Linked DNA regions of Homo sapiens: region 2 is linked to region 1. A link is a loop called in an ENCODE intact Hi-C map of the cell type or tissue named here. Cell type or tissue: B cell. All regions are shown on one strand. Links, peaks and the distances in the headings refer to the core of each region. The heading gives the core; the rest is flanking DNA. Region 1 has its middle 99 kb from the start of TLE3. Region 2 has its middle 47 kb from the start of LINC00593.

Region 1 (16,177 bases), core at 4,464-12,463:
TGCGCAGAGGCAGGCGGCCCATGTTCAAGTCCTGACTTCATCGCTTCTAGCAGCGTGGTCTTGAGGAAATCACTTAACTTTTCTTAGCATTCGTTGCCTCATCTATAAATAAAGACAATCACAACTATGTAACCTTTATAAATTCAGGGCCCCATGTGGTCCAGTCCAATTCTGCAGCCAAAAATAATTGAGAAGGAATTCCATTTTTACTAGAAACTCTCAAATTATACACAATAACTTTCCCCCGCAAAATCGCTTTCTTCACTCCCCAATCCTCTTGCCATCTCCCCAGTTGCTCTGAAACATCTCACACAGTGTGATCATGAAGTGCTCCCCGCAGTGCCATGTGCACAGGACTCTTCTCCTCCCCTTCCCTACCCCTCCCTCCACTTTAGGAGAAGGTTGGAGGAGGTAAGCTCAGAGGGTATATTCAGAATTCTCTATTGGAAGAAGGTAGAGCAGCTTACTATGTGAATATTCCCAAGTAAATGAGGAAATCAGTTTCATCCTGTCACTCCTAAGCATCTGCAGGGAGGGTGAAATTAGATTATTTATATTAAGCAGTCAGCCCAGTGTCTGACACATAGGAAGTGCTTGAGATACAAGAGTCATCATTAATAGTTGTTGTGAACCTGCTAGTTCACTCAGACCCATTCCACACCGCCACCCTTCCCACCATCACTTCCCCCATCTGTCTATCTCTCTCTGTGCTAGCAGGTTCTCCAGAGAAACAGAACCAGTAGGATGTATAGAGATATACAAAATGAGATTTATGATGAGGGATCAGCTCATGTGACTAGGGAGGCTGAGTCCCTCAGTCTGCTGTCAGCAAGCTGGAGGCCAAGAAAAGCCAGTGAAGTAATTCAATCTCAGTCCAAAGGCCTAAGAAGGGAACCAGTGGGGTAAGTCCCAGTTTGAGTCCTAAGCCTGAGAATTGTGGGGCTGATGCTGTTGGTCCTAGACTGAGTCTGAGGGCCTGAGGACCCGGAGCACCGTTGTATGAGGGCAGGAGGAAAGGAATGTCCCAGAGAGCAAATTCGCCCCTCCTCTGCTTCTTGTTGTAAACAGGTTCTCAGAGGCCCTCATGATGCCCACTTGCATTGGTGAGGGCAATCATGTTTACTCAGTCTATGGATTCCAGTGCTAATCTCTTCCAGACACCCTCATAGACACACCCAGCAATCATGTTTTACCAGCTATCTGGGCATCTCTTGGTCTGGTCAAGTTGATACATAAAATCGACTGTGGCAACCTCCTTCCTGTCACTGAGCTCCATCCCGCTCACAAGTCATATCCCATGCTGTGCCTGGAATGTCCTCCAGCAGTTCCAACTCCTCCACCAGCCCTTCCTGTCTCCCAGGAAGGGAAGTGTTTCTGGTCCTGGCACACACATCCTTGGGTGTCTGAACATGTCCTTCTAGTAATGCCAAGCTGCCTCTCCCCTTCACAAAAGGCCCTCCCACTACTGTGGGCACATAAACAAACACGCTGGTTGGCTCATCAGTGTCGCAGGGGGCCCCGAGGTAGCTGCTGGTGATTCGGAGTGGATGAGTCCCCCCATCTCGGAGTGCAGCCCATAGGAAGACCAGGGCTGAGTCTCCATGGATCATCTGGTCCTAGTCGAGGAATGTGTGAGAAAGGAGCACCAGGCCTGGAGTGGGGCTCAGAGAGGAACACAAGAGAAGCCAAGGACCTTAGCATGCTGTGAGGAAGGCAGAGCCTCTGAGAAGCGGTGGCATTGTACAATGGGCACTGAAAAGCATAAGATTCACTGAGTATTGAGAGAACCATCTCAACCTCATTTAAGGCAAAAGAGTGAAGTTGAACTTTGTGCTTTCCATTTTGTCTATTTTCCCACCCCAGCTCAAGACCAGGCCTTCCTAGCGGCTCTCTTTCACCTTCTATCAAACTTTGACCTTAAAAACCTTCATGTCCCCACACGTGGCATAAATGACCAAGAATAGAGCATGATGTAAACCCACCTCCCATTCAAGGGCACATGAGTATCCTAACCAGGCCCAAAGCCTTACAAAATCAATGATGTGCTAATGGGGAAACGCCAAGCTTCACCTGCAGACAAGAGAAGTATTGGGGGTTGGGGCATGGAGAGGCCTTCTCAGACCCAGAAATTCCTCTTTGTAGGGAAGCCAACCAGTTCATGCTGCATAAAGCCAGGTCTTGTTGAGGATGTTAACATTGATGGCAAGTGGTTGAAAATAATGTTTAACAGGAGGAAATACTTTTAATCCCTTCTGGCAGGAAAATAAAACCCCAAAAATGCACTTTTTCAGCTGGGTCCATGGTCACTGTTGATGTCCACATGGGAAATTAGTGGTATGTGTGAAAATAACTAGCAGGCTTGGGGGACCTGACAACCCACATGTCACCAGTGAGATGAGGACATCCAGACCCCAAATGAGGCCATAGAAACAGCATCCATGGTGAGAGAGCAGAGAGCCCACTAAACTCTGGGATGCTCAGGGCCCACAGTGAAATGCCATCATGAGGAAGAACAGGGAGCCTGGCCAAGAAGTTCCAAATTCCTGTTACAGAAGGATTCATGGAAGGGCTCCAAGGAATCTGTCCAGGAGAAGAAAAGACTTGTGGCCTTTGATGAGCGATGAAGCTTGAGGAAGGAGGATAGAGAGTTCTGTTAAGGAGTTGACAGAGGTATGAGGTTTGAGTATTTGCAAAGCCCTCAAGCAGACTGACAGCTGGAAGTCACAGGGACACGTGTTTCAGTGAGGACACAGGTTTCCACAGGAAGAACTCTCTAACAGCCAGAGCTGCCCAGAACAGGAAGACTTACTGGATATCTACTTGGAGAGGGCAGACTAGCAGGAAGGGGAGCTCTGGGCATTGGACAGTTGGGTGAATGTATAGATGGGTAGGTGGAAGGATGGATGTACAGATGAACGGATGTATGAATGGATAGATAGACAAGCAGATGTATGTATGTATATATGGACAGTTGAACAAATGTATGGACACATGGATGAACAAGTATCAGTGAACGGGTGGATGGAGGGACACACAGGTAGATGTATGTAAGGATGGATGGATGATGAGCGGATGCCCTCAGAGCTGCCCTCCTATTCTGAGAATCCACAAATATCTCATAACTGGGGCAAGGAATACCCATTCTTTGGGATTTCACAGATCAGTAAAATATAGGGGACTGGCATAAAGTTACCAGCTTTTAACTCTGTCAAGTTAAGAACATCAGTGTAACAACCAGCATCTATTGAAAAAGATGAAACAGACTAGAATGGAATAAAGAGCAGTCTTTCCCAAGCAAGAATCATTGAAACCTCCCTTCTCTCTCTCCCTGTCTCTCTCTCCATTCACACCCACACACACATATATATACACACACACACGTATATATCTGTGACATTAATTTTACGTTAATATTATATATTATATTGTCTTCATTTTTCTTATTTAATAAACCCAGATTTGAGTGCATAATAATATATGCATTAGTGATTTATGCATACATTATTTGTGATTTTCAAATACATTTCCTGAGCCACAGACCATCATGTGTAAAAAGGGATGAATTTATACCAGTGGTCAAAAATGTCATGGCCTTGGAGACCAGGCAGACAACATAAGTAAAGCAGGTGGAGCATGGGGATTGTGGGGCAGTGAGGAGCAGTGGAAGCCACATTCACCTGACATCTTCAGTTCCACTCACTGTCACCACGCAGGACAGCAAACTGCACGTTGCTGGCTAGATTTTCAGATCTATCAGGAGAAGCTGGAAATATACATTTTATGGGGAATGTCTTGATTTCAAAATGTCTTCATTAATTTTTTTAAATTGCCCTGTGTGCAGGCCAACATTGTTTAGCCGAGCAAAACGCACACACACACACACACACACACACACCTGTGGGTCGGGTTTGGGCCGTGTGCCATGGCTTTGCATAGAGTTTGCAAACTCATAGCACCTGGGCCAAACCCAACCCGCAGGTGTGTGTGTGTGTGTTTGGAGTTGGGATGGGAAGGAGGATGGAGTTGGGATGGGAAGTCATGGGAAAAGGTACTAAAAAGAACAAGCAAAGAGCTTCTCTGGTTACTACTGGGGTGAGTGGGCACCAAAGAGGGCCACCAGATTCCTCCTGCTACTAATGGTTTCTCTGCAGTCTATTTCCAGAAGAGCTGTAATCGGGTTCCCAACAACCTATGATTTACATCCCGGCCGGTGTAAAAGATATTGTGCGGAGTCTTCCGAGTGTGCTCTGTGTGTTTGTATAAATCTCCCTACTCAAAATATCTCCCACAGTTGACTGACAGCCCATGTAATTTAGCAGAAGGCTAAAAATTAAAATCTTCGAGCCTGCTGAGGGAGTGAAAGAATACAGTAACACTACGGTGCCGCCCCCTCGCCCAGGCCCAGGCTCGGCAGATGCCAGGGCTGTTCATTTTGGAGACGGAACAAAATATTTGTATTTAGATTTATTAAGTCATTATTCCACCATTTGTTCCAATGCGCTTTATTAAAACCAGATCTCATCTCTGTTTTGAAAGTATTACCTGATTTACATAAGCCGATCCCAGCCCTAATTATGGCTTCCTTTGGTGTCTTTTCATTCCGGGGGAGGCTTGCTCTCCCCCTCCTGTTTTTTGTCGCCTGCCTTTATGGCCCATATGTCTGCCTTGAGATAGCAAGCATCTTCAGCCTATAAATAGACAGTTCAGAACAGCCCTGCTGCCAGTTATCTGTCCACACATCAACATTACCATAATTGCAACAGTGAATGTGTAATCTCTCTAATCACACGTTCCAGTCGGAAAACTGGATTGGGTTTCATAAATTGTATAATTTGAGGCTTTCCTGAGCTAACCACTGGGCGGGCAGCCTGCTGTGGGCTTGTCTGTGCCCCTCAGCCTGGCCAGGCCTGCCCAGGGCGGTGTGGTGGCACACAGCTGAGGCGGGCGCTTGGCTGTGGATAACGGCAGTGCCACCCTCTCTCCTAGGCGAGGCTGCCTGGGGAATATGAGAAGAACAACTTTTTGAGGACTATTGTGAGCCAGGCAGTTTGTACATGCTCTCCTCTTTTAATTTTCATTCTGTTAGCCTTTTGTGGAAAATGCCATAAATATTTCCATTATACAGAGGAAGACATGAAGGCTCAGAGAGGTTAAGTGAGGTTCCAAGGGTCACACAGCAAGTAGCTGCGACCCAAACTCAGGTCTGAGATGCCACATGCCACGCCCTTAACCACAGCTTTCATCTACAACATGGCACCGTTGAAGGCTTCAGTAGATTTAATTTTTTCGTTTCTCCAAAATAATTGCATTTCTGTCATTTTAGCCAATTCTCAAAACCAACCAAGAGGATGTCTTTGTAGATAACAAAATTGAGACTCAGAGAGGTCAAGTATGCTGTCCAGGGTCACACAGCTCATGAAAGTAGAACTTGGATTCAATCCAGGGCCGACTGCCACGCCTGTGTCTGCCCTTCCTGACGCCTCCACAGCCCGGGGGCTCTCTGGGGGTCCTTCTCTTGGTTTCAGAGCCTTCGTTTTCTTTGTCAGCCTCTCAGAAGGCTGCCGTAATTGCACTAGTGTCAGCGGGCAGAGCCCTGGGGGAAAGTGGGGAGGGGAGAGGGGCCGGCCTCTGCCAGCTTCAGCAGAACCCCTGAGACAGCTCTCCCTTAGCCCGGTAGGGACTCCAGAAAACCACCTCTGAGGACCATCGGGGAGCTGCTGGGGAAAGAGCTGCTGTTGTTTTGCATTACAAACTTCCTCGGGGCAATGTTATTCATGCTGAAGGTCCCCTGAGTGGCTGATGACACCCTCATAGATGGGCTGGTCCCCACAGACGAAGCTTCTGCTTCAGCTCTGCCCGGTAATTGCCAAGGCTTGCAAAATTTGAGAGTCTGTTAGCTGTTTTAAATTGAGTGCTAATCAGATGATGACGTTGTTACCAGGACAGTCTCTCAGGTCTCTCTTTCTCAGAAGGAACCATCTAATCCAACTCCCTTATTTTTTCCAGAGGAGGAAAATGACCCTGAGAAAAAGGAAGAGACTTGCCCAGGGTTGTAACTAACCCTGAGTTCTTTTTTGCAAGGGGTATTGGGCTGCACGTGTGCATGTACATACACACCTCTTCCCACTCTCATCTCTATATGAATTGACTGGGCCTCCTGGCTCCTTCCTCCCGGTTTTGAAGCACTCCCTGCCAGTGTTCTGGATGGGAGACTGGGGACCAGAGCTCCTCTCCTCTGCCCCATTCCCAGAGTGCCAGAAAACTTCATTCTCACATGGTTGTCACTGCTCCTGATCCACGAAGTGACCTGGGGCTTTACCGGGTATCACAGCCTGGTCTGGGCCATGGAGAAGGGGACAATCAGGGTACCCTTTCATTTCTCCCACACAAGGCCTCTGAGCCCCAAAGACAGTCCCAGAAACAACTGGGCTAAGTGGGGTGAGACCTCCCAACAGGAACTGCCCAGGGGATCCCATGGGAGCAAACTAGACCGGTGCTACTAAAAGTGTGGTCCACAGACCAATCAGCTGCATCGGCATCACCTGGGAACTAGTTTGAAATGCAAACTCACAGGCCCTACACCCAACCAACTGAATCATAATCCCTGGGGGAATATGGGGGAGACTCTGTTTCAATGGACCCCTTGGGGTTTTGGATGCACGCCTGGGTTTGAGAATGACAGTCTGGATCCAGCCCACCCCTGAATATCCTCCCCAGATGTGGAAGTCTTGAGGCTATGGATCCCAAAAGTGTGATGGCTTGGCCTAAAACAGAGGATGTCGGGAAAATAGAAAGCTCTGGTACCCTCCCTCTCAGCTGCACAGCCTCACCTCCCACACTCCTCACCGCAGTTTCCAGCTCCATGCACACAAGACCCCTCCCTGTTCCGCCATGCTCTGAGCCTAACCTGTTCCCACTGCCAGAAATGCCTGCCCCACCCCACCTCCTCCCCACCCTGATGGTTCAGCCCCAACTCATGTCTCATTTGCATCTAACCAGAGCTGCTCCTGGCCTTTTCCAACCAGAATTCCTTTCTCCCTCCTGAGAGCTTCAGTAGCACTTTAAAAATAATACTCCTCGAGCAAAACTCTATTGCCTGTGTTCTCTGAGCAGTGCATGGGTCTTCTCTGTACTCTTGAGTTCCTAGAGGCTCCACCACTTCTAACAATGCCTGGCCACAGTAGGTACGCAATGCGTGCATGTGTGTGTGTGTGTGTGCGTGTGTGTATTGAACTCCAATTGCACTGACCGCAGGGTCCCCAAGGATCAGGGTCTGTGGCAAACTATGTGTTTGTTCCAGACCCACAGCAGATGTCATCATTTCACAACCAGCAAGGGCGCCAGGCTCCCTTCACCTTTCCTCCCCGGGGCCCTTACAGGTTGACCTCAGGGTTATCTCTCAGGTCACGTCAGGGAGCCCTGGCTCACCTTTCCTCCGCTGGTTTCCCCTAACACACACCCATGCCAGCCTCTGGCCAACCCCACCCTGTTGAGACACGTCAGGCTGGGCCCAGTGCCTGAGGCACACCTGGGGGCAGCTGTGCTCAGTCCAGGAAGACGCCTGTGGTGTGACCTCCTGCATCACTCCTGACCCAGATCCGTAGAGCTTGTCCAGGGTGCTCACACAGCTCTCCTCTGGGCCCCACACAAAGTCTGCCCCTTCCAGGAAGCCTTCCTTGGTGCTCTGACCTAGGAAGCAGGAGATGTGGGTTCTCTCACACGCCCCTTTCCCACATCCCAGCAGGCTCATGCCCAGATCCTCCGTGCCTCAGGACTACAGAAGCTTCCTTAGTCACAAGCAGGGAGACTCACCTGCCTGAAGGCAGCAAGTTGGCCCCATGGGCTGCTAGCTCCACATCCAGAAACAAACTTTATGAAGTCGGATCTTATTCCGACTCCCACCTACCCCCACTGACCCCCACTTCTCTGAGTCCTGCTCACTGGCGGGAGTGGGGTGCTCACCTCATTTGCTCCCTGCTGCCTCAGGGAGCTTGCACGTGCTCTTCCCTCTGCCAGCAATCCCCTTTCCCTAAGCATTTCAAACACAGTACTGGGAACTAGTGGCGAGTGCAGCAGATGCAGGGACTTGGCTGGGAGTGGGATGGAGAAGGAGGACAATTGTGCGATGAAATGGCAGGACATGGGAAAATACAAAATAATAAACATCAAAAGTGCTGTCACTAATCTGCTGGGTGACTTTGAGTGAGTCCTTTTCCCATCCTGGGCCTGAGAGATAAAAGGCTTGAATTCCGTATTGCCACAGCATCATGCTCCAATCATGAGAAATAACTCAGTGATGCGTGTGTGGAGGGGGAGGGCCCGTGCATATGTGATAGAGAGAGAGAGGTGGGGGGGATTCCTCCAAGCACACATGGGCCCATTTAACCAGATTCTGCTTCACCTTCTTTTCTTTAATCCCCAGAGATGTGGCTTGCTCAGTGAACTGCCACTAAGTGCTCCCTAGGCACCCACTGGTGTCAGGTCCTCTGCTGGGGCCTACAGACGGGTCCCTTCCTTGAAGGGCTCATGCCTGACGATCATTAGCAAAGCCTTCCTGTGTCTAAAGGATCGCTTACTCCCTGTTTGCTCAGAGCTCAGGAGGCACAGCCTCACTAGAAGGTTTGGAAAGCACCCTGCGGTGGAAGGTACGTCACTGGCATGCAAATTGGGAGGCTTAGATGGCAGATAAAAGATTGGTTTGTGTCACAGGCAACGCCAGCCAGAGTGGTGTCTTGTTACGGTGTCTCTGGGCTGGACTCGGTGCCCCTGGAATGTGAACGAGATGCGCGGGGAGGTTTCCTGTTGATTCTTGTCCTGGCAGAGTGGTCCACTGGCTTAGCTGCTTCTCAAGTTGCACAACACCTGGGCCTCCCAGCGGGTGCTGCTGGTGCTGGAGGGGAGAGAAGCCTCCGCCTGCAGGGCCAGTGCCCTCCTCTGCCCACTGCCCGAGGTGAAAGGTGGATTCCAGGCCAGGCCCGGGTCGGGAGGTGACCCCAGCTCCTCCCCAGGAACTCTCCCTGGGAGGGGCCTGGTTGCTCTGAAGGGCACACGGCAGGGATGACACTGGCTAAGGGGGGAACAGTGGCAGGCCAGGGGAGGAGGGGGCCGGGCTGCTGTCCCTTCCTCAGGGGAAGGCTTGGAGCAGAGCCATTAGCCTGCCTGAATCCTATTATATGCAGGGCAACCTGTGAAGACCTTTCCCGTATTCCCTGTTGGCCTCACCATGTAACTGAGAGGAAAGGTGAGGACATGGGAGATGAAGTGACTTGCCCTGGGATTGTTTTTTTCCAAAGTTCAGGGATCTGACCTCTAATCCAATGTCCTGTCTGAAGGGCTGTTTGCCTGGTTGGAGCTCCCCAGAAGCCGGCAAGAGGCAAATATGCATCAGTTCAGCAGGGCGAGGGGCAGCCCGGGCTACCATGGCCCATTTAGAGGGCTCAGCTAACTTCAGGGTGTCCTGAGGCCACCAGCCTGGCTGGGAATACTCTCCTGCCTTCCTTCCAGCCTTCAGTGGGAGCTGCGTCCAGCTGGGCAGTGACTCAGCAGCCCTCATTCCCACGTGTGTGGGAGAGCAGGCCTCTCTCCCGGCTGTCGGCTTGGCTCCGTTGGCCTGTCTGGGGGTGCCCCAGCAGTCAGCCTGCCATCAGCAAGGCCCTGGGGCTCAGGCCAGGCTTCCCACAGCTCAATCACAGAGTTTGCTTTCTTTCCAGCCCTCCAGCCTTTCCCCCTGAGACTGGAGGGCCACTTCTAAGTTCCTCTGGCCACCTCAACCGTCCACTCAGCCAGGGAGCCAGGCTGTGGGTGACTTCCTCAGCACTGTCCCAGAAACCCTGTGCTGTCCTCAGAAGCAGCCCACCTCCCAGAGCAAATAGCTTGTTTGCCAGGCTCACGGGCCTCCCCGCCTGCTCAGAGTGCGTCCTGTGGTGCATGAAGAGAAGGAACTAGGCAAAACCCAGGCAAGAAAACGAGGGAGGGAAGTGGATCTTGGCTGGACCTTTAACAGGATGTATGGGAGGGTGAGCTACGGTGAGACTGTGCAGGTAGGGCACTAGCCCATCTGCTCACGACCAAGAAAAACATCACCCCACATGCCCTGGCTCCAACCCCAGGGATGGCGGGCTGGCGGCATTGGCATAGCTGTGGAAGCTTGAGCAAGGCTCGTAAATTCTCAGATCCCGTTTCACCATCTGTAAAATGGGCATGCTAATGCCTGTCAGCCAGGTTTGCTCTACACAACACATACAACCCTTTTTCTAAAGGGCTTGGTGGAAGGCCTGCTCCAACATGTTTCAGACATGGATATTGCTTTCCATCCTATGTGTGAGTCCAACAAGATTTGTGCAATCTTTTATTGGTCTCATTTCACGCTCATCATCCTGGGACCCTGTGGGAAAGGACCCATGAGGGACCTTGCAAATGCTGCCAGGCACTGCAAGTGCTGGCCACTGCTGCTGGTCCTCCCAGCAGCTCTCAGGGAAGCAGGGCAAGTGAGGAGCCTGGGTTGGAAACAAGAAATACTTTGCTGGCAGTCATTCCATAAGTTAAGACAACTACAGAAACTTTTATGGAGTACCAAGTATGTGTCAGTCACTGAGAGAGACACTTAGGGACACTGAGGTGCCTAAGACATGGTCCCTGCCAAAAACAGGCCTATGTGGCAGAGGAAGGAAGGAAAGAGGAGGGAACATGCAAACAACCTCCATCCCAGATAGGCGAAAAGTAGGCTGCGCATGAGGTATAGACACCTCGCCTGGGAAATCCCAATGCAGCGAGAAATCAGGGCTGCTCCAGGGGAACAGAAAAGGCTGCACGGAGAAGGAGCAGGAGTTTGCAGGGTGGAGAAGGGAGAGACAGGCCCCAGGGGCTCCAGTAGGGAGCACGTGCCTGGACTGACCAGGGGACGGGGTCTCTCCTAGAAGACCCAGATGTGCTGAGGCTCCTCCATGCCAGCACATTTGGCTCCACAGGTATTGCAAGACCCCCATGGGGTGTCGAGACACATCCTATGACCTAGATCTCTGCCTTCCAGGAACTGGTTGGGTGAGATGAGACTCATCCTGGGCATACGTAGAGAGCAATTTTTACCAGCATGTCTCCAACTGCAGGTGTGGCCTATGACATCTGATGTCACTTCCCTCCTCAGGTGGCCCTGCCAGCCCCTCTGCAAAAGGGGGCATAGGCACACAATTTTGCACATCGTTTCCAGGGGCTCAAGGATGTCCCTCACCAGCCCATCTCCTTTGAGGAACCCTCAATGTGATTCAACTCCGGGGTTTTGCAGATGAGGAAACTGAGGCAGAGAAAGAATGTGCCTTGCCGAAGGTGTGTGGTGAGTCAGGACGGAATAGGCCTAGACTTTTGGCTTCTGACCCAGAGTTCTCCCATTGGTGCCTGCTGCGGCCACCTCCTCAATCTGTGCCTCTGCCCAGCTGCAGTTTTCGGCATCCTGCCTCATGACAGAGGGGACAGCATGCACTTTCTATCCATCTCAGCCATAGCCTCTTCCCAACCTGTAGCTCCCCTCTTGGTGAAACTGCCTTTGCGCTTTCTTCCCACGTGCACGGTCCGGCTGGTTCTCTGCATCCTGGTGTCCCATCTCTGGGAAAGACTCCACCGTGCCCACACTCACTCAAGTTGCACAGGGACGTCTTTCTCCCCTTCTCCCCCTGCTCCCCCTCTATAGCCAACTCCTAGCTGGACTGGCCTCTCGCTCAAACCCAGTCCTTACTGTTTATCAACAGGAATCCAGGCCCTCTTCACCTCTTGCTGTGGCCATTATCACAGCCAGAAAAATATTTCTAAAGCACATGAACACGTCACTGTTCAGCTTAAAATCTTGCAGAGGTGCCCTGTGGCCTTGAAAATTAAGTTCAAGCCCTCGGTGTTGTCTACAAAGCCCCCCATGGCCAGCACAACCCTTCCTTCCCATGTGCCTGCATCCATTCTTGGCACCAGCTTGGCAAATGCTCCATGCCCCCAACCCCCTGAAGCCCATTTGCTCTGCTGCTCTTCCCATCCAGAGCAATAAGATGTGCATAGACCAGCTTCATACGTTTTAACCTTGAGGTTTGCTTGCATGCTTGTTTTTAAAATTCAGTTCCCTCTCGACGGCGATACTCTTAAAGGGGCCCATCCACTTTTCTACTTATGGGATTTTAAAAATCTATATGGAACACTTCATGAGTTTTGTCATCCTTGCACAGGGGCCATGCTAATCTTCTCTGTATTGTTCCAGTTTTTTAGTCTGTGTGCTGCTGATGCGAGCACTTTATGGTTTTAGAAGATAATCTTAGAAGCTTATGCACAAGATAATCATTTGTAAACACTCCCACAGTAGTTTTCTTACGTGGACTGACACAATTTTTTACATATAAGTACTTCTAGGGTCTGAAATTGAAGTCAGGACAAAGCGTAAATACAAGTGTCTATGACTAGCAACGTGTGCTGGCTCATTTGCTGATGAATAAATCGCTGAACCCAGAAGCTCAACCTAAACATTTAACAGGAACAAGGGCTGATCTTCAAAGTCCCAAACAGTTCAAAGTTGGAAGAGTAATTAAGAGCCATGGAGATGTGCTGTCAAACGGGCAGATGAGAGCCTGGGATGCCCCTTCCTCCCTGCCTGGGCTTGGCTTGATGGCAGAAGTCACAAATGCAGCCCAAAACGAACCGCATCCCCCTGGCTCTTAGAATTGGATCTTCAGCTTTCTAGAACAGCCCTTCCTGTGTTATGTCTGCAATGTGTAGAATCTGATAGGAAATTTGTTCCAAAGTTCAAAAACAACCGGACTTTGTAAATAGTTCCAAATAGAAGCCCTATTCATGCTGGGGAGGGAGTATGTGTGGGAGATGAGAAGGACCTTTACTCAGACAACCAGAGCGTTCCCGCTCCCAGCACCATGTCGGTGGACATGGGCCACTTCACTTCTCTGTCCCTGGTCTCCCTACCTGCATGATGCGGATTATAACAGTACTTACCTCCTTGGGCGGGAGAATGATAATTCGAGTAAAACACGGAGCATACAGTATGTGCTCAGTAAATATTAGTTGTGGAAGTTGCCAATAAGACCAACAGTGTGAGCAGAACAGCCATATATTTAATCAATATACATTAAAAATAATTTTTGGCAGAATGAGAATATCTGAGCTGTGCAAGCAAATGGTATGGGCCAGCATCTAGAACTGCAGCTCAGGAAGGAGAACTCAAGCAGAGCTGAAAAGCCTATGAGGAAGACAGATGGCAAGAGGAGTCGGCTGAATAGCGGCACCCAAAGACAGCAGGTCCTAATCCTGGAGCTGTAAATGTGACCTCATTTGGAGAAAAAAAAAAAAAAGTCTTTGCAGATGTGATTAAGTTAGAGAATCTGAGATGGGGAGATTATCCTGGATGATCAGGGTGTGTCCTAAATGCAATCACAAGTGTCCTTACAAGAGACGGGCAGAGGGAAATTTGACACACAGAAGAGAGACAGTGATGGGAATTGAGAAAGATCTGAAGATGCTGATATTGAAGATCGGAGTGATGAGGCCACAAGCCAAAGGATGCTAGCAGCTCCCAGAATCTGGAAGAAGTGAGAATAAATTTTCCTCTAAAGCCTCCAGAGGAAGCACAGCCCTGCCGGCTCCTTGATTTTAGCCCAGTGATGCTGATTTTTGACTTCTGTCCTCCAGAACTGTGAAATAAACCTCTGTTGTTTTAAGCCACCAAGTTTGGGGTGATTTGTTACAGCAGCCACAGGAAAACCAGCCAGTATAGTGGCTCGTGAGGCCCATTTTACTTTTGAGGAAATACAGACCCAGAGAGCAGCAGTGATTTGCACAGAGCCACACAGCACATTAGCCCCTTTGGCCGAGGCCAGACCAGGTTAACAGACCCTGAACCACTGCGCTCCTGCTTCCATCTGCCCCGCCTCCTCCTGGCCATGCTGGGACTGCTGGGAGGTCTTAGACCTGAGATGCCTCTAGTTTCCACAGTGGTGTGTAGTTGCCCCCAGGCGAATCTTGCTGGTGCCAAGCCCCAACCTGTGGCCACCATTGCCCTCAACCAGGATGCGCTCCCATTGCCTATGTCACAGGCTGGTTCTGTGGGAGTGAACTCTGGGAGGGAGTTTGGGGTCCCAGGGGTTTATTAAAGATCTGCACCAGTGAAAGAAAAGGAGAGAAGTTGGATTAAGCCAAAGGAGATTGAAGGCAAACTGCAATGCGGGTTTGACCAAGCCCCAGTCACCTAGCAGGGGGTCATCCTGTGTCTAGCTGAAGTAGCCAGGACTTTCCACTCGCATCCTGCTCAGTCGCCAGATGCAGGCTACCCCAGGGAGGGCATGACTTCAAAGGAGGTGGGTGTCTGCAGCTGAGGTAGACACCCTGAAGGAGCTGACAGCTGGGGCTGCCTGCCTGCTACACTCCCTGCAGATGGGCAGCAGGGCCTTCTCGGGAAGGAGCTCCGAGTGTGTGGACCTACAGCTACCACTGTGCTCTGCAAACAAGGCAGGCATCTTCCATCAGCAGTTCCTAAATGGCTGGCCTCCCAGTGCAGGCCCCACACTGCAGAGTGATCTCACACTCTCCGTAATTAAAGTGGGTTCTATGCTCACCTGGGAACTTGTTAGACATGCAGAATGGATATTGGGCCTTACGTTCCATTTTGAGAACGAAGCTCTAGACCCAGACATCAAGGCCAGCAGTGGTCTGTTTTGGTTGGGAATGATTTTTGTACCTTTTACAAAGAATATGTGACAGAAAGTGTACGGCCCACAAGGCCTAAAATATTTACCAGGTGACCCTTTACAGATAAACTTTGTTAACCCTACTCTAGAAACTGGGAGTTATCTATGCATCTCTGTCTCAGTTTCTTCCTGTCTCCCTCCTGGCCATTCCAAATGGAAATAAAAAAGCATCCCAAGGCAATGGTAGGCAGCCCAGGCTGCTGTTTGGAGCCATCGAGGGCATTGCAGGGACCTTCAGACCTTCTGCCCCCGTCCCGCCATCTCCACAGCTGTGCCACCGAATGCCCGGCAGCACGCCTGCACCGCCGCTCCTCCTTGGCTCTGTCGGGGCTTCTTGTCCCCAGCGTTCCCTTCTCCAATAGGCCTTTGCAGCTTTTTTTCCCCCAACATCCCTGACTCTCTTGTGAAATGCAAATTAGTTAGTATCTAATTACTCACTCGGTGCTGCATGTAGAGCCTTCTCTTGTTAGGGTCCGTCCAACATCTCTCTCATCAGCTGAGAACTCAGCCCATTAGGAAAAATTCCTGTTTGGGGGAAGCAGGCAGTTCCTCGCCCTCTCTCCCTCCCGGACTTGTCAACAACCACCTCAGCCATGGATTCCAGAAACACACCTGCCTGGGTGGGGTAGTTCCACCCACCACTCACTCCAATTACCAGAATCGCTTCTGGGAAGGAATTGTGCCAGGGCTGCACTGGGCTCGGGAATGAGACCCAGCCCCTGCCCTCCAGGGGGCTGCGTGTGTAACCAGGCATGAGCCAGCAGGACTGTGGCTGATGAAATGAGGAACACGGCCTAGGGCATGGTGCAAGCTTTCAACAGCGATGGGCTGAGTTTCAACCTAGGAGGTAGATGGCGGAGAGCTGGAGTCCATGCTAAGCCTTAGCATGCAACCTTTAAGTCATGGAGATGCAGCATGGTACAGGAGGAAGACTGCAGGGCTTCAATCTACCACCTCTCTGCAAGACTCTGGGCCTTGACCCCCCCTAAGCCTCAGTTTCCTTATCTGGGATCTGAAGATAATAGAGCCAGCATGAGGAAAATGGGCCTCTGAAGGTGAAGTGTCAGGCATGGGCTTGGCACCATATAGGTGCTGAGCACGTGTTAATCCCATTTCCTTGGCCTTTGTGTGGCCAGGGGTGGTCCATGACAGATGGAGGTGGAGTTGAATTTCTGTCCAGGGAGTAGCCCCCACCTTGGCTCCTGCCCCACCCTCCCATCTCCTCATAGCCCACAGTTGTTCTCATCAGCTCCATCCTATGCCAGCCAATCCTGGCAAAAGTTGAAAGGCCATTTGTCCACCTGCTACCTGGAAGAAGATCATGCTCCACATGCCTGAGCTCAGGAGGCTTAGCCATGAGAGCTGGACTCCTGCAATCTAGCATTCCAGGGCTCTCCCCACAGAAGCATGCCTCAAGCCCTAGCTTCACCGTGCCCTGGAGACCCTCTGGC
Region 2 (16,177 bases), core at 4,565-12,564, 320 kb after region 1:
ATGCCTTGTCCAACCACCTCAACACAAAAAGTAATGACAGAAGCTAGAGGGCGGGGTGATTCATGGATCAGATTATATGACACCCCCTAATTTGCTGCGTGTCTTACTCTAGAGGGTAAGTCACTTTGAACAAAATGTTTGTGTATGTGTTGAGGCAGTTAGAGGTTCAATGTGTACAGAAAGACTTTTTTTAGTTACAATACAAAGAGAATCACTTTTTTTTTCACCAAAGAAAATATTAGAGGAGATTTAACAACAGGAAGATGTAGTCCTAATTGTGGTGTGTTATCTGGAGAAAGCTTAACTGCAGGAGTCAGAGTTTGATGTGTTTAGGCTGGCACACTTATGGCTACCCCAGGGGTAATATATCAACTAGGGGAGGAGCTGTTTTCCCAAAGGAAGTGGGGTGTTACTGCCAGAAGGAGAGGCAGGAGATGCTGGGTGGACAGAAACCACAGATATTTTCTTCCTTTTCTAGGTACTCATATTGCTCAGTGGGTTCTGGGAATCCTTGCCCTACCATTAGGAGTTCCACAGGAGAATGCATCTTACTTTTAGACTATCTTGACCTTCTGCCTCTCCTCAGTCAAAGTTGTGACAGTGTGCATGCCAGTCTGCAACACAGATCCTTGCCAAAATAGGCTACATCAAGCTCATCACGTTGATCCCAATGTTTGTCTTAGTTCATTTTGTGTTGCTATAACAGAATGCCACTGGTAAATTATAAAGAAAAGAAATTTATTTGTCTCATAATTCTGGAGGCTGGGAAGTCTAAGAGCAAGGCTCCAGCATCTGGTGAGGACCTTCATGCTGTGTTATTCCATGGTAAACAGAGGAAGGGGAAGCAAGGCCAAGAGTGAGAAACAGAGAGGGTTGAACTCACATTTCTAACAATCTCCTTTCATGATAGTTAACCTACTCCTGATATAATGACATTAATACATTCCCAAGGGCGGAGACTTTATAGCATAATTGCCTCTTAAGAGTCTCCCCCATTAATACTGTCACAGTGGCAGTTAAATTTCGACATGAATTTTGGAGGGGACACTCAAACCTTAGCATTCCACTCCTGCCTTCCCAAAACTCACTCACATACAAATTACATCTATTCATTCGATTCCAACAGCCCCTAGTGTCTTAACTTGTTCCAGTCCCAACTCAAAAGTCCAAAATCTAGAGACAGTCTCATCTGAATCAGAGGTAGGTGAGGCTTAAGACACAGTTCATCCTGAAGCAAATTTCTCTTCAGCTGTGAAATGAACAAGTTATGTGCTTCCAAAATACAATGGTGGTACAGGGATAGGATAGACATTCCCATTTCTAAAAGGATAAGTAGTCCAGAAGAAAGGGGTAGCTAGTCCCCACTACATCCAAAACCCAATAGGAAAAACAGTAAGTCTTAAAGCTAGAGAATAATCTTTTATTTCATGTCCTGGATCCTGGGCACACTGATAGGGGGTTGGGGCCCCAAGGTTTTTTTAGGTAGCCTTGCTCTCGTGGTTTTACTAGGCTTAGCCCATGCTTCAGCTCTCAGGTTAGCGTTTTGTGCCTGCAGCTTTCCCAGGCTGGCTTTGCACACTGGTAGCTTTCCAGTTCTGAGGTCTCAGGAGTAGCTCCACTCCCCCAGCTATACTAGGTATTGCCCTAGTAGGGGACTCTCTGTGGTGAAAGAATCTCCTCTGCAGTGTTACCCCTGTGACACGTCTCTGCCTAGACCCCCAGGCTGTCTGAGATATCCTTTGAAATCTAGGTGGAGGTAGCCATGCCCCCACAGCTTTTGCATTATGCAAGCCTGCAGAGTCAGCACCATGTGGATGCCACAAAGGTTTATGGCTTCTACCTTGCAGAGGAGTGAGTTGGGCCACATCTGGGTTCACTTAATCTGTGACTGGGATAGCTGAAGGGGTGCTGCACCAGAACGTCAGAGTCCCGAGGTGGCAGCAAAACCTTGGAGGGTGCCCTGGGCAGTTCCCTGAAACCATTCTGCCCTCCTAGAGCTCTGGGCCTGTGATGAGAAGGCCAGCCTTGAAGATCTCTCAAATGCTTTGAGGGTCATTCTCCCATTGTCTTGAGGATCCCTTCTATTCATATTAATCTCCTTAGCAAAGGTCACTTGGCCATACCCTTGATTTGCTCTCTCTAAAATGCTTTTTTATTTTTTACATGGCCAGGCTAAAAATTTCAAACTATTTCCATTCCACTTCTTTTAAATTACAAATATCATCTTGCTATTTATTTCTTCTTGTATCTTACTATATGCAGGTGAAAGTAGGCACATAGCTTCTTCAATATTTTTCTTAGAAATTTCTTTCACCAGATATCCTAGCTCATCACTCTTAAATATTACCTTCTATAAAGTCCTTGGGCATGGACACAATTCAGCCGAGTTCTTGGCAAGTGTGTAACAAGAATGGTCTTTAGTTTCTAACATCTTGTTCCTCAGTTCCACCTGACACCTCATCAGAATGGGTTTTACCATCCATATCCAACATTCTTTTTTGTTTGTTTGTTTGTTTGTTCTGACTCAAACTTGGTGACCTGCTCTAGGACCCAGCCTCTTTGCAGTCTTCACTCTCCAGAATCCCACGCTCCAGTAAAATTGACACCCTACTGTTCTCTCACATGCTCTGCACCCATCCTTCCTCCTTCCTTTTCTCCTGCTGGTCCCTCTGCCTGGGGCACCCTCCCACCTTGAGCCCCACATTGTCTGAATCCCACTGTAGTTCTAGATACAGCTTCAATACCCAGTCCTCATGAAACCCTTGCAGCTTCTCCAATGCAGAGTGGCTTCTCCCACACTGACCCCTTGAAACATCACATCAGATGACATCACCACTAGTTTCTTAGAAAGCTGAGAGCCTCTAGATATTTTCCCACTTCATGCCCCATGGCAGCCTTGAGAGGGAGATAGCATAGCCCACTCCCTGAAGGAGAGGGGGCTGAGGCTCAGAGAAGCTGCAGCGTGGCTGAGGACACTTGGCTGGCAAGGGGAGTGCTGGGATTTTGTGCAGGTCTGTGCATTCCCAACATGTGCACTCATTGTAAAGGGGAAATGCTTCTGACCTGACCTTCTTCTCTACCCGATGAATATGGCTGTTCCAGGTGAGAACTGTGGTCATTCCTGGGTCCCTAAATGTGGCAGCACAGTGGCCAGCACAAGGTAGCTGCTCATTACATAGATGTGGAAGGAAGGGAGGGAAGGAGAAGAAAAGGATGATCTGAATCCATATACTCGAATCATAAGCATTAGGGGATAAATTAATTGCTTGATTTAGGATTTAATTAGGGCTTAAGAAAACAACAGCTGTTTATCTTGAGTACCAACTGGGTGTGATGACATATGATCCACCGATAGGAACTGAGACACTGTGCCCACTTAAGATAAGCTTCAATAAACTGAAAGTGAGCGATGAACTACTATTTAAATGGAAAGGACAATCTTTTTCAAAGTCTTAAGTAAAACATTACCAAAATGTAGCATCTTTAGACAAAGTTGGAGTTGGAGAATATAGCAGAAGGGAAAAACTCGAAGGTGGGGAGGGGGCAGGAGACCTGGGATTGAGTCTTGGTGGTTTATTAATTGTGGGACCTTGAGCAAGTCCCCCTTGTTCCATGGGTTTCCATGACCTTATCTGAGAAAAGATGACCTGGATCACTGCCCACTGGAATATTGTGCCAACTCATGCTCGCACTGAGCTCTCAATGTTTTGCCCAAGATTCTATATCTCATTTTGTTTCAAGCCACGTGAGCTCCCAAGGCAATCTTTGCAGGATTCTCTTTACCTTTTACGGTCTCTCTTCTGCCATGCTGGATTTTCTAGGTCAAGGAGGGAGACCCTGAAGCTGGCACACATGTCTGTATCTCCCTCATGCTGGGAGCTCTGGGAGGATGGGTCCACATGAGAGTGAGTTCTCTGGAACCAGTGCCCAGCTGAGGGTAGGCATAGAGTGGGCCTCTCAGGAAAGGAGGGATGACTGAGTGGATGGATGGATGAGTGAGTGAAGGAACAAATATGTGATTGTCATATTCAGGCAAAGAGACCAATGTAACCAGTCAATCCAGAAGATCTGTCGGGAAGAAGTGCTCCACATGCACTGAGTTCCTATTTGCCAGGTGCCAGGCACTGCACTTAGCCTTTTCCAAGCACTGTAATCTCCCAACAGCTCTTTGGAGTAAGTGCAGTTATTTCATCCCATTTCACAGATGGGGGAACAGAGACACCAGTTGCCCAAGCTCACAGGACTGAGGTTTAAATCCTAATCCTCTAGAGGCCCAAGCTGGTGTCTTGAACCTTCTGAGCCCTGTTTGCATCCACAGCTCCCTTTCTGCCCATCTGCAACCGAGAGACCCTTCCCCCTCTGACAAGTGTTGATCACAAATGATTGGTGGGTGGGCGACCCTTGCATCCTCTGGGAAGATCAGAAAAGGCACCAATTGGGACGTGATCAATGGGACAGGAAGAAGACACCTCTCTCACACTCTCAATAAACCCAAATTTTCTATAACCACGTCTTTATTTTTTAAATAAATCCAGAGCCCCACAGGCTGCTCAGCTTCTTCTCCAGGCCTGCCCACCCTTTGAGAGCTTCAAGGCTTAGAATGAGGCCGGGTAGCCCAGACTCACTTAGGAGTGGGACGTCTGTCACCCGCCCGTCTTGCGGGATGAACAACGAAGCTCTCTTATCCCACTTGCTCCCCCTCCCAGGGCCGCCAAGATGTAGGGACAGGCGTTAATTGAAGCCACAGCGAACTGGGCCAGAGCTGCCTGCGATGCTGAGAAACACACCGGCTGTTTTCAAAGCGCCTTTCTCTCCTCTCCTTTCTAATGAAAACCCTCATGTAATCTGTTAGTGCCACTGCACTGGAGCATGAATTATTCAGAGAAGTCTCTGTTCGGTTATCTCCCCTCCCCGGGGACGCCCCTACCATTGTCCGCACTGATGGGTCATTATGCACTCTGTGAATTTAATCTTTTAGGCTATCCGGCCGCACAGAAAAAATGTATGAATAACAATTTTCCTGTAATAACCTTCAACTAACCTTTCAACTAGAGTGAGTCATTCCAATCCCATTTTCACATCAAGAGGAGTCAAAGGCAGGCAATTACCTCTTATCTGTTTCAGAAGCTGCCCCCACCCCAACTGCACCCTTAATTTTTAAAGAGGTGTTGAAGAATGTGTGGGAGCCAGTGGAGGAGGGGGCCTGGGTGGAGGAGGTGAGAAGGGTTGGGTGGTAAGAGGCAGGCACTGGCATTCCAACACCGAACTTCAGCCTTTCCCTCTGGACCTGCCTTGCCATCTCCTAGGGTCACCAGCACTGCCTCTCATCAGCCCACAATGTGGCTTTCTCAGCCCTCTGAAAGCAGCCACCAGTTCCCTCTCTTGCCCCCACTAAGGGAAAATGTCTCCTCTATCCAGAGATTTCCACAAAGCCCTTCCATGGGAGGCAAGTTCAGATGAATTTTGTCTCCTAGTGAGAGTGTTGGGCTCACCATGCTGCTGACACAAGAGAGGATGGGGAGAGTGGGGGCCTGTGCCCACCCCAAGAGCCCCATTTCACCCCTGGGCTTGCACAGTGCAGAGATCTGGAAGGAGCCTGGACTTTGGAGTCAAGTGTAACTGGCTTTGAGACTTGGCTCCTCCAGCTGTGTGAACTTGGGTAAGCCACTTTACCTCTCTGAGCCTTGGAAGGGCTTCATGGATAAAATGGGGATAACAATAACAATAACTTACAGAATTGTTGTTAGGGTCAAATGGGACATGGAAGCAAACTCTGTCCAGTGCAAAGCCCCGGGGCTGGGTCAGCTCCTCCAGTGAGGCTGAGGCACCCCTACCCCTATTTTTCCCATCTCCTTTTTTTGATCTTGGGTTCAGCCTGGTTCTGAGCACCCAACTCCCTTCCCTAAGCTCCTTGGCTCCCCAGATAGGGGCTAATACACTCATCCACACTCAGGTCTTAGAATGGCAACTTCTAATGGCTCAAAAAATCCTAAGAGGAGGGGGCGTGAGCAGTGCTTACCCTAAGGGACTTGGCCCATTCGTAGTGTGTACAACTGACTCTAGGCCTTTCACTCCTGGAGCAAGTCTTTGCTTTGTCTGTTTTGCCTCCAACCAATCTTTTCTTTTTTTAAATTAACCAAATGAAAAATGTGAACTCAGAGTGTGAAATGACTTCTCCAAGTCCTAATTCAGAAGAACAGATCCTGGACCAGGACCCAGGGGTCCTGACTCCCCTCCCAGTGCTCAGAGCATCATACTGCCTCTTAAAGTGCTTGAATGGTGGCAGTACAGGCATGATGGCCTTTGGCAGGAAGGGATCCTTGATATTCCTCAAACCAAACCTTGCCAAGCCTTGGTGAGTCTTCTTTCCAGGGTCACACAATAGTCAAGAACCTTGTGCTGAAGGCCTGACAGATTCCTCAGTGGGTTAATGCCACTCTGGACAATCACAGAGGTAGCATGGAAAACATCAGGTGGCCTGCCTGGGTGACTAGGTTGCTCAGTGAGCATGAGCTGCAGATAGAGAGGGAGGTGCCGTGTGATGAGATGAGAGAGGACAGGGTGAGTAGGTACTGGGCTCACCGGCAGCGGGCTTCCTGTGCCATTTGTTTTCAGACTGTTGGTTAGCAGGGTCCCGCACTCCAAGCCATCTGCCTGGTTCAGGCCTACCCAGGGCAGGGAACGTCACCTCCTGAGAGCCCTGTTTCACATCTACCTCCCCCACCCTCCCAATCCCTCCCAAGACCCCACCAACCCGTTTTTTCCACAACCTGCAACCTTGACTCTTGCTTTGACACTCTAAGAAGCTTTCTGTCTTTCCCTCTTGACCTCTCTTCCTCCAGCAATTGGATGACTGGAAGGAGGTAGCCTGGACTCAGCTCTCCCTTCCTCTCTGTTCCAAGTCTGTTGGATCCTTGTCCAGGCTTTTCCTCTGCTTCTCCCTTTGGTGCATTTGCATCACTCCTAGCATAGCCCCTGCTGTCCTTGCAGAAGGATATTTCTGAAACAAAACAAAACAAAAAAATTCTCCAAGTCCTCAAAGGAAATATACAAAAACACTGGCGATGGAGGTGAATAAGTCATGAGGGTGGGGCCCTTGTGAATAGGATTAGTGCTCTTATAGAAGGGTTTGACTGAGGGAGTTCTTCCCTTCTGTCATACAAGAAGAGGTGAGGACACAGCATTTGTCCCCTTTGGAGGACACAGCAACAAGGCATCATCTTGGAAGCAGAGAGCGGCCCTCATCAGACAACTGAACATGCCAGGGCTTGATCCTGGACTTTCAGCCTTTGGAACTGTAAGAAAATAAATTTCTGTTTCTTATACATTACTCAGTCTCAGATATTTTGTTATAGCAGTAAAAAAATAAAGAATTAAGAGAGTTTCCAAACTTTAGAAATATGTATTATAAAAGTTGGCGAGCTAAGAGAATCACAGTCTTCAACTTTTTTACCCTCCCATTGAAGACCTGATTGTGATGTGAGTATCAGAGGTGGAAATCGGGGCTGCTGGTGAGGGAAGGGCCTTTGCTGCCTTTTAGGAAGGCAGGAAGAATCCAAAATGGCTGCTGACCATACAAGGAACAAACCATGAAGACCACCATAGGGGACCACTCACACTCAAGTCTGGGCTGCTGGTGCAGCACCTCCAACAGGCACCCGGGAGGAAGTAGCCTGCACTGCTCAGGGAGTGGGCAGCCTCTTCAGGAAGAAGCTTTCCTAGGTCAGAATTCAAACTCGGGTCCATCTGTGTCCAAAGCCTGCATGTGTCTCCATCATCATCTCCCTTTTTAGCACACACATAAGATCATTCTGAATCCCAATGGACTTTGCCTTAGCTTTGTTTATTTCTCCAGTGGCCATAGTAGGGACACATCCCCTTTACCTCCCCTTTCTCCACCCCACTTGTACCACCATCTTCTATAATAATGCCAAGATCACCCACCCTTAGACCCTGAAAGCAGCCTGACACCCTTTTCCCTCTGTGCCAGTTAATCAAACCTTACAGTCTCAGCTCCTGGAGAGTTTGTCTTGGAGTCTGGTACAGATTCTCAGCTCACAGCAAGGCTAGGGGAGAATGCTCTGAACTGATGGTGTGTGTTCTCTCAGATGTTTCACATTTGAGTGTATATAAAAGAGCAAAATGGGCTGAAGAGCCAACATTTGTGCTACAAAAACATGTCATATCAACAACAGCTACCTTGTCCCCAGAGAAAATTAGGTTGTATAGATGTGAATGTGGTTTTTTTTTCTTTTTTTTTTTTTCTGGGGGTGGAAGTGTTGTATTTTAATGCCTGATTTTGGCAGTTGGTGCAGAAAAATAATCGTGATGCCAATGGCCAAATTTTCCTCCATCCAATCTCAGAAAACTCGAGTTTATGTTTAAATTTCATGCAGCAGAGTTATATACACAGTGCATGAGGGCGGCTGTTCAAAATGTACACATTTCTAGCTCCACTGTAATTTTTTTTCTTTTTGCAAAAGGGAGCTGAGACATAAACACCACCCCCGTCTGACTGCACACAAGGTATGTATGTAAGCGACAAAAATAACTCCCCCGGGATTTCTACAGCCAGGCTGTCGTGCACAGGCACTGCACACGCCAGTGCAGATTGCTAACAGGTGTGGCTCGGGGGAAGGATGAAGCCAAGGACAGGCTGTGATGACTGCACGCTGGTGAAGTGATGGCAGAGAGGGGTGCACCACCTCCCTCTCCCACGACCTGGCCCCATCCCCCTTCCACAATAAGTACCAGGCACGATCTTGGGCATCATTGCCAAAATGTGGGATTCCGAGTAGTGCTATAGCTCCAAGATTGGCCTCTGGTAGGAATGTGAGAGGACATAAATGTCATCCTGAGTTTGGTGAGCTGGAGTAGCCACTCTGAAGCAAGGCTGGACTTGCTCCCTACTGTCCACTGCTTAAGAAACCAATGGTCTTAGGTCCCTGTAGAATCTAGGATGACGAATACTGAGGTGCTCTAGAAACATAGGCTGTTTCCGGAGCCTCCCTGTTGCCCGTGAGATAGAAGGAGCAGGACCCTCCCACTTCACAGGTGAGTCTCTGAGAGGCTGAGTCACTGCAGTATGGTCATACAGCCAGGCAAAGGCAGAAAACAGCCTGGACACCTTCTGCTGCTTTTGCAACAGACTATGAGGAGAGGCCCAGGGGAATAGCACGCAGGGTGCAGGGTGATTTGACTGGAGGGACAGAGGAAGTCCTGCCTCACCCATTTGCAGACCTGAAATCCTCAAAGGGAGTCAGCCATTGGATGTTGACAAAATTTCCCAAAGGTGTGTTAGGTGGCACCTGGATTCAAGATGTGCAAAAGCGTTAAGAGGGTCTGTCCCCAAAAAGTTTGGGCAATGCTGATTTAAACAAACGTAAAGCATTTTATACCCCGCAGGACTTCTCAGAGCCCTTACTATGCTAATGACCCAAGGTGGGGACTTAGTATGCAGGATCTTCCAACCACATTGACCGGAAAAATATTTTCACAAAGCCCTTTTCAGACCTAGTGCTTTGCAGACACACACTTTGTGGAATGCTGGATTAAGGCAATGATGAGTTTAGAAAGGCATATTTTTCTCAGGGAGGAGTAAAATATTATTCTAATATTAGTGAAATCCTTCTAAATGCAAAGTGGTTTAACAGATGAGCTTTAAATCATCTGAAAGACTCTGAAGAAATGGGACACAGGAAAGGTAAGTTTTGATTTGAAGAAGAGCAGAGGGAAGTGAAACTGCCTTAAATCCAATTTGAGAAAAGCTTATTTAAATGTGTTGCTGGAAAAAAAAAAAAAAAGAAAGAAAGAAAGAAAAAATGGTTTCAAGTTTTGTTGAAGTTTGGCTTTGTACCAAAAACTCTTAGGCCAAGGTGAGACGTAAAAGGTGCTAATGCGTTGCCCAAGGGGCCTATGTCAGATTCAAGCAAAGCCCAGCCAGAGGCATCTTGGGGGACAGCTGTTGGCTGGGGGTGTGGGGGTGGGATCTGGGAGCTGAGCTATTTTTACTTCATCTTGAAAAGGAGAGAAATAGCTGCTTTCTTAGAGGAAAAAAGCATTCATATATTATTTGGGGAGGCTGTGATGTAAGAACACATCTCTGCTCCATCAACTGTTGATGGGAGTGTAAATTAGTTCAACCATTGTGGAAGACAGTGTGGTGATTCCTCAAGGATCTAGAACTAGAAATGCCATTAGACCCAGCAATCCCATTACTGGGTATATACCCAAAGGATTATGAATCATTCTACTATAAAAATACATGCACATGTATGTTTATTGTGGCACTGTTCACAATAGCAAAGACTTGGAACCAACCCAAATGCCCATCAATGATAGACTGGATAAAGAAAATATGGCACATATACACCATGGAATACTATGCAGCCATAAAAAAGGATGAGTTCATGTCCTTTGCAGGGACATAGATGAAGCTGGAAAACATCATTCTCAGCAAACTAACACAAGAACAGAAAACCAAAACCTTATGTTCTCACTCATAACCAGGAGTTGAACAATGAGAGCACATGGACACAGGGAAGGGAATATCACACACCAGGGCCTACCAGCGGGTGAGGGGATAGGGGAGGGATAGCATTAAGAGAAATACCTAATGTAGATGATGGGTTGATGGGTGCAGCAAACCACCATGACACATGTAGGCCTATGTAACAAACCTGCACATTCTGCACACGTACCCCAGAGCTTAAAGTATAATAATAAAAAAAATGAAGCTCTAATATTCAAGCTCTCAAAGGCAGGGCCTGGGTCTCATTCACCCAGTTTAGGGCCCAGTGAGGGAGGACAATGTTTGTTGGGCTAAACTGGACACCTGGCCCTGGGGTTTTTAAGATGGGATTCTACTGCAAACACCACAAGACCTCCCTTAGTACACAGTACCTTCCGGCAGGATTGTCCTGGAAGTTGTGAGTCTGCCCAGAAGGAGCACAGGGATTGGGGGCAGGTGATTTGGGGGTCCATACCTGCCTCTGCTTCTCTTCAGTTAGGTGGCCACAAGCAGGTCCCTTAACCTCTCTGAGCTCCAGTTTCCTACCTGTAAAATAGGGATCCTGAAAGCTGCCTGGCGTACCTCCCAGGTGACAGGTGGATTAAATGAGAAGTAACAAATGCATGTTTTGAAAGGAAGATGCTGTACAAATTCCAGTTATTATTACATGACAGAATGTAAGCAATGTTAGGAAGGCATCTTCTCCTATCTAGAAATATTGTTTTGCCAAGGCATGTTAAAGGGCCTGAAATGTCATTATTAGAAATTTATTCCCTGGGATGTTAAAGGCTTTTACATGTTTAAGACATTTTCGCTAAAATGCATTTGGGAGGCATCAATATTCAGCCATTATCTCTGGGCCTCTGAGAGTCTGGCCTGAGACATGGACTTTTCCTGGCTGGCAGCAAACCAGCAAACCATTGCGGATGGGGCTGAGGAAGGAGGGGTGTGATAAAGAGAAGCCAGTGTCCCAGGCAGGTGCTCCCCAAGTGTGGGATAGACCAACGCTTCTCACCCCTGTGTGTGCCCACGAATGACAAGCGGAGGGAGTTAAAATGCAGAATCCCATTCAGAGGGCCTGAGCGGGGCCTGAGAATCCTCATTTCTAGGGAGATCCCAAGTGATGCCAACACTACGAGGACCACATTTGGAAGAGCAGTGATACATAACAGCAAGCCCAAATGTCCCCAGAAAACCAGGCTTTGGTGGAAGGCCTAAGCCCTGCGGCGTGTGATGGTTTGGGAGGATTTCTGGCAAAAAGCAGCTCTCCCCCATGAGAAAATGACTAATACATAGGGCTGCTGTTTTTAAATTTGGATCTGTATTTTTGTGGGATCTTGGTTAGTGCTCTGAAGAACTGTAACATGCACACACAAGATGGGGCCTTGAGACCTTGCTGGGGCCCATGCCCGCAGGGCCCAAGAGGGCCTGAATCCCCCGCTCCCCTCTGGCTCACACCTGGAACCCCAGGTTCCCTCTCCCCTCACCTTGTGTTCTACTTCAGCTCAGGTTTTCTCAGAGGCCCTAGCTCTCCCCCCTGCCTTTATGTGTCTGAATGGTGTGTGGGCATGCTGTTTCTCTCTCTCTCTCTCTCTCTTTCTTTCTATTTGTCCCTCTCCTTCTCCCCCACTTTTCCCCCTGCCCCCTCCATTATCATCATCCTTATCATCCTCCTCCCCATGCTGTTTCTCCAGTAGCTGGTTCGCAGAGGATAGGTGACTCACAACCTCACCAAGTGATCAGAGCTCACTCTCAGAAATCACCAGCATTTACACACTGGACTAGGAGCCCCCTGAGGGCAGACACTGCTCTCTTCTGCTTGGGGCTCCACTGACAGCATAGCGCCCAGTATAGGGAGTGGAGGAAGAGATTGGACATTTTCCCACTGCTTGTAATACATACTTGCATTTGGAGGGCCTCATGGCAGGGTGCCTTCAAAACCCAAGTCAAAATACACAGTGCTTCCCAAACTCTTGCTTTCTGGCTTTCTCAGGTCCTTCAGGTTAGCATGAGTATGAAATTAGGAAGAATCAGAATGTGATGAATAAGACCAGTCATCTAGCACAAGAATCCAAGTGATTATCCGTGAATGTGTGACTGAAGAGCCTCTCCCACCTGGACTCTTGGGTCCTCCCTCGGGGAGAAGGACTGGGGAGGGGGTAATTCCTGGGAGGGGTGAGCTGCACGGCATCTCTAAAGAGGGAAGCCAGACCAACTCACTGATCTCATTGAATTTCGGACACATGGCATTTGGTGGGTGGAGCCTGCCTTTCAAGGAAAATGTGGTCATCTGAGCTCAAGGACAGGGTTGTCATAAATATGCAACTTAATGACCAAAGCTCAGTGATGGATACACGAAGTTTATTATATAATTCTCTCTATTTTTGTGTAGATATGACATTTGTCAAAATAGAAAGAAATAAAAGAAGAACCAACACATGCCTTGCTTCCAATACAACTTTCTGATTAGAATCTGACTAGTCCCCATCCTGTTGGTAAAGACTGCTCCAACCCCAGCCACGAGGTCCTGGTTTATTTGTTGGCTATATTTCCCTTTGCAAATTATGAATGTGACATTCAGGTTTAGACCAGTACTGTTCAAAGTGTGGTATGTGGATAGGGGCCTGCGACCTGTTTGTTACCAGAATACAAGGACATTGAGAGAAAACCCTTAGAGACTCATGTGGTCACTTGGCATTGCCCTAACATCCATGCACACTGTCAGTGGACTGGTCTTGTCTCATCAAACAAGATTCAACTGGTGAGTTTCACGTAATATGAACTGAGTGTTGGTCACACACAGTGGGGCTGTATGTCAGACCATGACAGACCAGAAAATTCTTTTCTTAAGTGGTATTTCAGAACATACAGTTCAAATCCTTGGGGTTTTAGTTAGCATAAATGAGTCTATTAGAATCTAGACACCATGGAGTACCAAAAAGAACACATTTCTAGACCTACAACAGCAAGACCCCATGCGTGGCCCTGCCTAGATCACCCGTGGATCCCTATGCCCTACTCTTACCTGCTCCTCACCCAATTTATCAAAAAGCAACAGATACAAAGCACACCCAATGACAGGGACAAACCAGAGCCCCTGTCTCCCTTTCCTTTTTCGAATTAAAATGGCGAAGCGTTGAGGCTGCCTCTTCCAGATTCCGCTTCCCGGGAGGACCTGGCAGGGACAGAGGGTCACTGAGGAGTCCCACACAAGCTGTCCAGGCTGGTCTGGAAGTGGGTGATCTCAGAAGCGATGATTTAGAGCACAGCGTCGCAGGGTTGGAGGCGGAGGTAGCTGCTCCCCACGGCGCTCATTAAGCTTCCATAGATTGCGTTTCCTGCCTCCCCCGCTAGCCCTCCAAAGTGCCTGTTATTAATTCATAAAAACACTGCAAGCGTGATTGAGTCCGCTGATTACTGGAGCAGGCAGACACAAGAGACGGTGAAATATTCCATGTTTCTCTACCAGGCTCTCAGGGGCTCAGGAGGAGGAAAAAAATAAAAAGAGAGAAAAGCAACAACGCGAAGAAAGGAATATGGAAAAAAAATGGTGTTGTGAAATATTAATCAGAACTGTTTGCCCCTGGGGGCCAAAAATATGAGGCGGCATAATCAATGTAGCAAGAGCTGCCCGGCGACATGTCTTTGAGAAGCTGATTATTGCGAGTAAACACAGCTAAATATTCTGGATCTTTGGACTGTGCCTCTGGTGTCGCTGGAGAATCCGATTCCCTTATCATCCTTCTGCAGGCGTGGCCCCAGGGGAGCGTGGGAGGTGCTGGCTGGATGTGGCTGCATGGGCAGGGAGTCACTTGGGCCCAAGCAGGAGCTGTGTTCGTTCTTTTCCAAACACTGATTCCTGTGGGGTGGGAGTGGGTGTGTGTGGATGATGCCCAAGGCGGTGTGTGTGTGCATGGGGGTTGGAGCGGCCTCTAGAGTCTACTCCTGACAGCTAATGACACGATACGAGTCATGCCAAGGGAGCCCCGGCTCTAGAGTGGCCTTCTTCGGGGTTCCCAACAGGAGACCTGATAGATTTGGGGGTGATTCAGGAGTGGGTGTGCATTCAGGGGTCTCCACAGAGATTGTAGTCTATCCAACTAAACTGTAATGGAGAGGGTGTGGTGGGTCGACTGCAATATAAGCTCATAGCGTACACATTACTGCATTAAAGGGCCCCATGTCTGCCCTGCATCCCTCAAGCTCAGTGACTGGGCCATGAAGCCTGGATGCATGAGTAGAAGGGAACTCTGATCTGTCACTATAGGCTGGAATGAGCCCGGGGATTGTTCAGCACCAAGGGTGGAGTGATGTGGATGTCGGTCTTACAGGTGCTGAGTCTGAGACAATCAGAGTGGAAAGTGAATTTAGAGAACAGGAATTGCAACCTCCACATTGTGCAGAGGCCCAGGGAAGGGCAGTGACTTGCCCAATGTCACACAGCAGAAATGGGATTCTTGATGTATAGGTTAGGGTCCTGGTATACTGTTAGGGCATGAAGAAGGAGGAGCAGAGGTAACTGATGGAAATTGTTCTGCACCAAACCTTTGGGCCTAAAGAAAGCTTCCTGTCAACTACAAGGAGACTGGGTCAGAGGGTTTGAGCCTAGAGGAAGAGGTCATACCCCAGAATTTCTGTGTCCTAGCCCTAGTTCCACAACCAAATTTTCGGAGGACCTTGATCAAGTTATGTCCCCTCTCTAAGCGTCGGTTTCCTCATCTGTAAAGGAGTTTGACTGAGTAGTGAGAGCAAAGATCTCACCAAGTCCGTGAATGAGAGCAGTATTTGGGGTCAGCTGTGGCCAGGACCTTTTTTATGGAGGATAGAAAGAGGATCGGGTTTAACAAGGCACACAGGACTGTCATAGCATCCTCCATCCAGAGACCAGGAGAGCATCTGCCACAAAGGGACTTGGGAGGAGAATCACCCTTCACTCTGAAGTGCCCTGACTTACCTAATTCTCCCTCTGGTGTTAAATAGAGAAGCTAGAAGAGCCCCATCTCTGCCCTCTATCAGTCATATCAGCTTCAGCAGAGATTCAAGGTAGTGCAGGCACTGAGGAGATAATGGCTGATTGCTTTGATGAATAACTCAACTTAGAAAAGAAGTTTTCCCGGCCAGGCATGGTGGCTCATGCCTGTAATCCCAGCACTTTGGGAGACTGAGGTGGGTGGATCACAAGGTCAAGAGACTGAAACCATCCTGGTCAATTGGTGAAACCCTGTCTCTACTAAAAATATAAAAATTAGCTGGGCATGGTGGTACATGCCTGTAGTCCCAGCTACTCAGGAGGCTGAGGCAGGAGAACTGCTTGAACCCAGGAGGCGGAGGTTGCAGTGAGTTGAGATGGTGCCACTGCACTCTGGCCTTTTACAGAAATAATACAGCAAGGATGACCAAGGTCCAACAACTTGCCCAGTCCTGGGAGCTGGCCATTGGTGGAGCTGGGCCTTGAACAAGCACCTATCTGATTCCTGAGGCCCCTGACCTTTTCACTCTGCCTCCCATTGATGTCAGAGGCTAAAGGGGAAACATGCTTTCCACTGCTGGTTTACTTTCAGGCCAGTAAAGTGAGCTTTGGACTGAGAAGAGGGCTAGGAGAGGAGCTGGTGGTACAGCTGACAGCTGTGATGAAGGGGGTGATCAGGGAGCCCAGATGGCCCTGAA

The links. Hi-C counts contacts between places; a loop is a spot of excess contacts. Peaks named below come from ENCODE experiments on the same cell type or tissue, not always from the same donor. Only the 100,000 strongest peaks of a DNase experiment are listed, where the experiment ranks them.
Region 2: a loop joins it to region 1, with 16 times the contacts of the local background. A loop is called at or near these places in 1 of 110 quality-filtered maps.

Annotation. Positions count from the first base shown.
Region 1 is chr15:70,189,326-70,205,502 of GRCh38, reverse strand. It overlaps the pseudogene RNU6-745P. Among named protein-coding and RNA genes, the nearest start is that of TLE3, 99 kb to the right of the region's middle. RefSeq lists enhancers at 8,370-8,429, 8,500-8,779, 8,576-9,359, 14,379-14,881. In B cell, for the core only: no CTCF peak of the experiment used is centred there; DNase peaks (open chromatin) are centred at 5,822, 8,552 and 9,952; H3K27me3 peaks cover 1,240 bases.
Region 2 is chr15:69,874,380-69,890,556 of GRCh38, reverse strand. No RefSeq gene overlaps it. Among named protein-coding and RNA genes, the nearest start is that of LINC00593, 47 kb to the right of the region's middle. RefSeq lists an enhancer at 8,921-9,210. In B cell, for the core only: no CTCF peak of the experiment used is centred there; DNase peaks (open chromatin) are centred at 8,556, 9,226 and 9,796; H3K4me3 peaks cover 667 bases; H3K27me3 peaks cover 1,101 bases.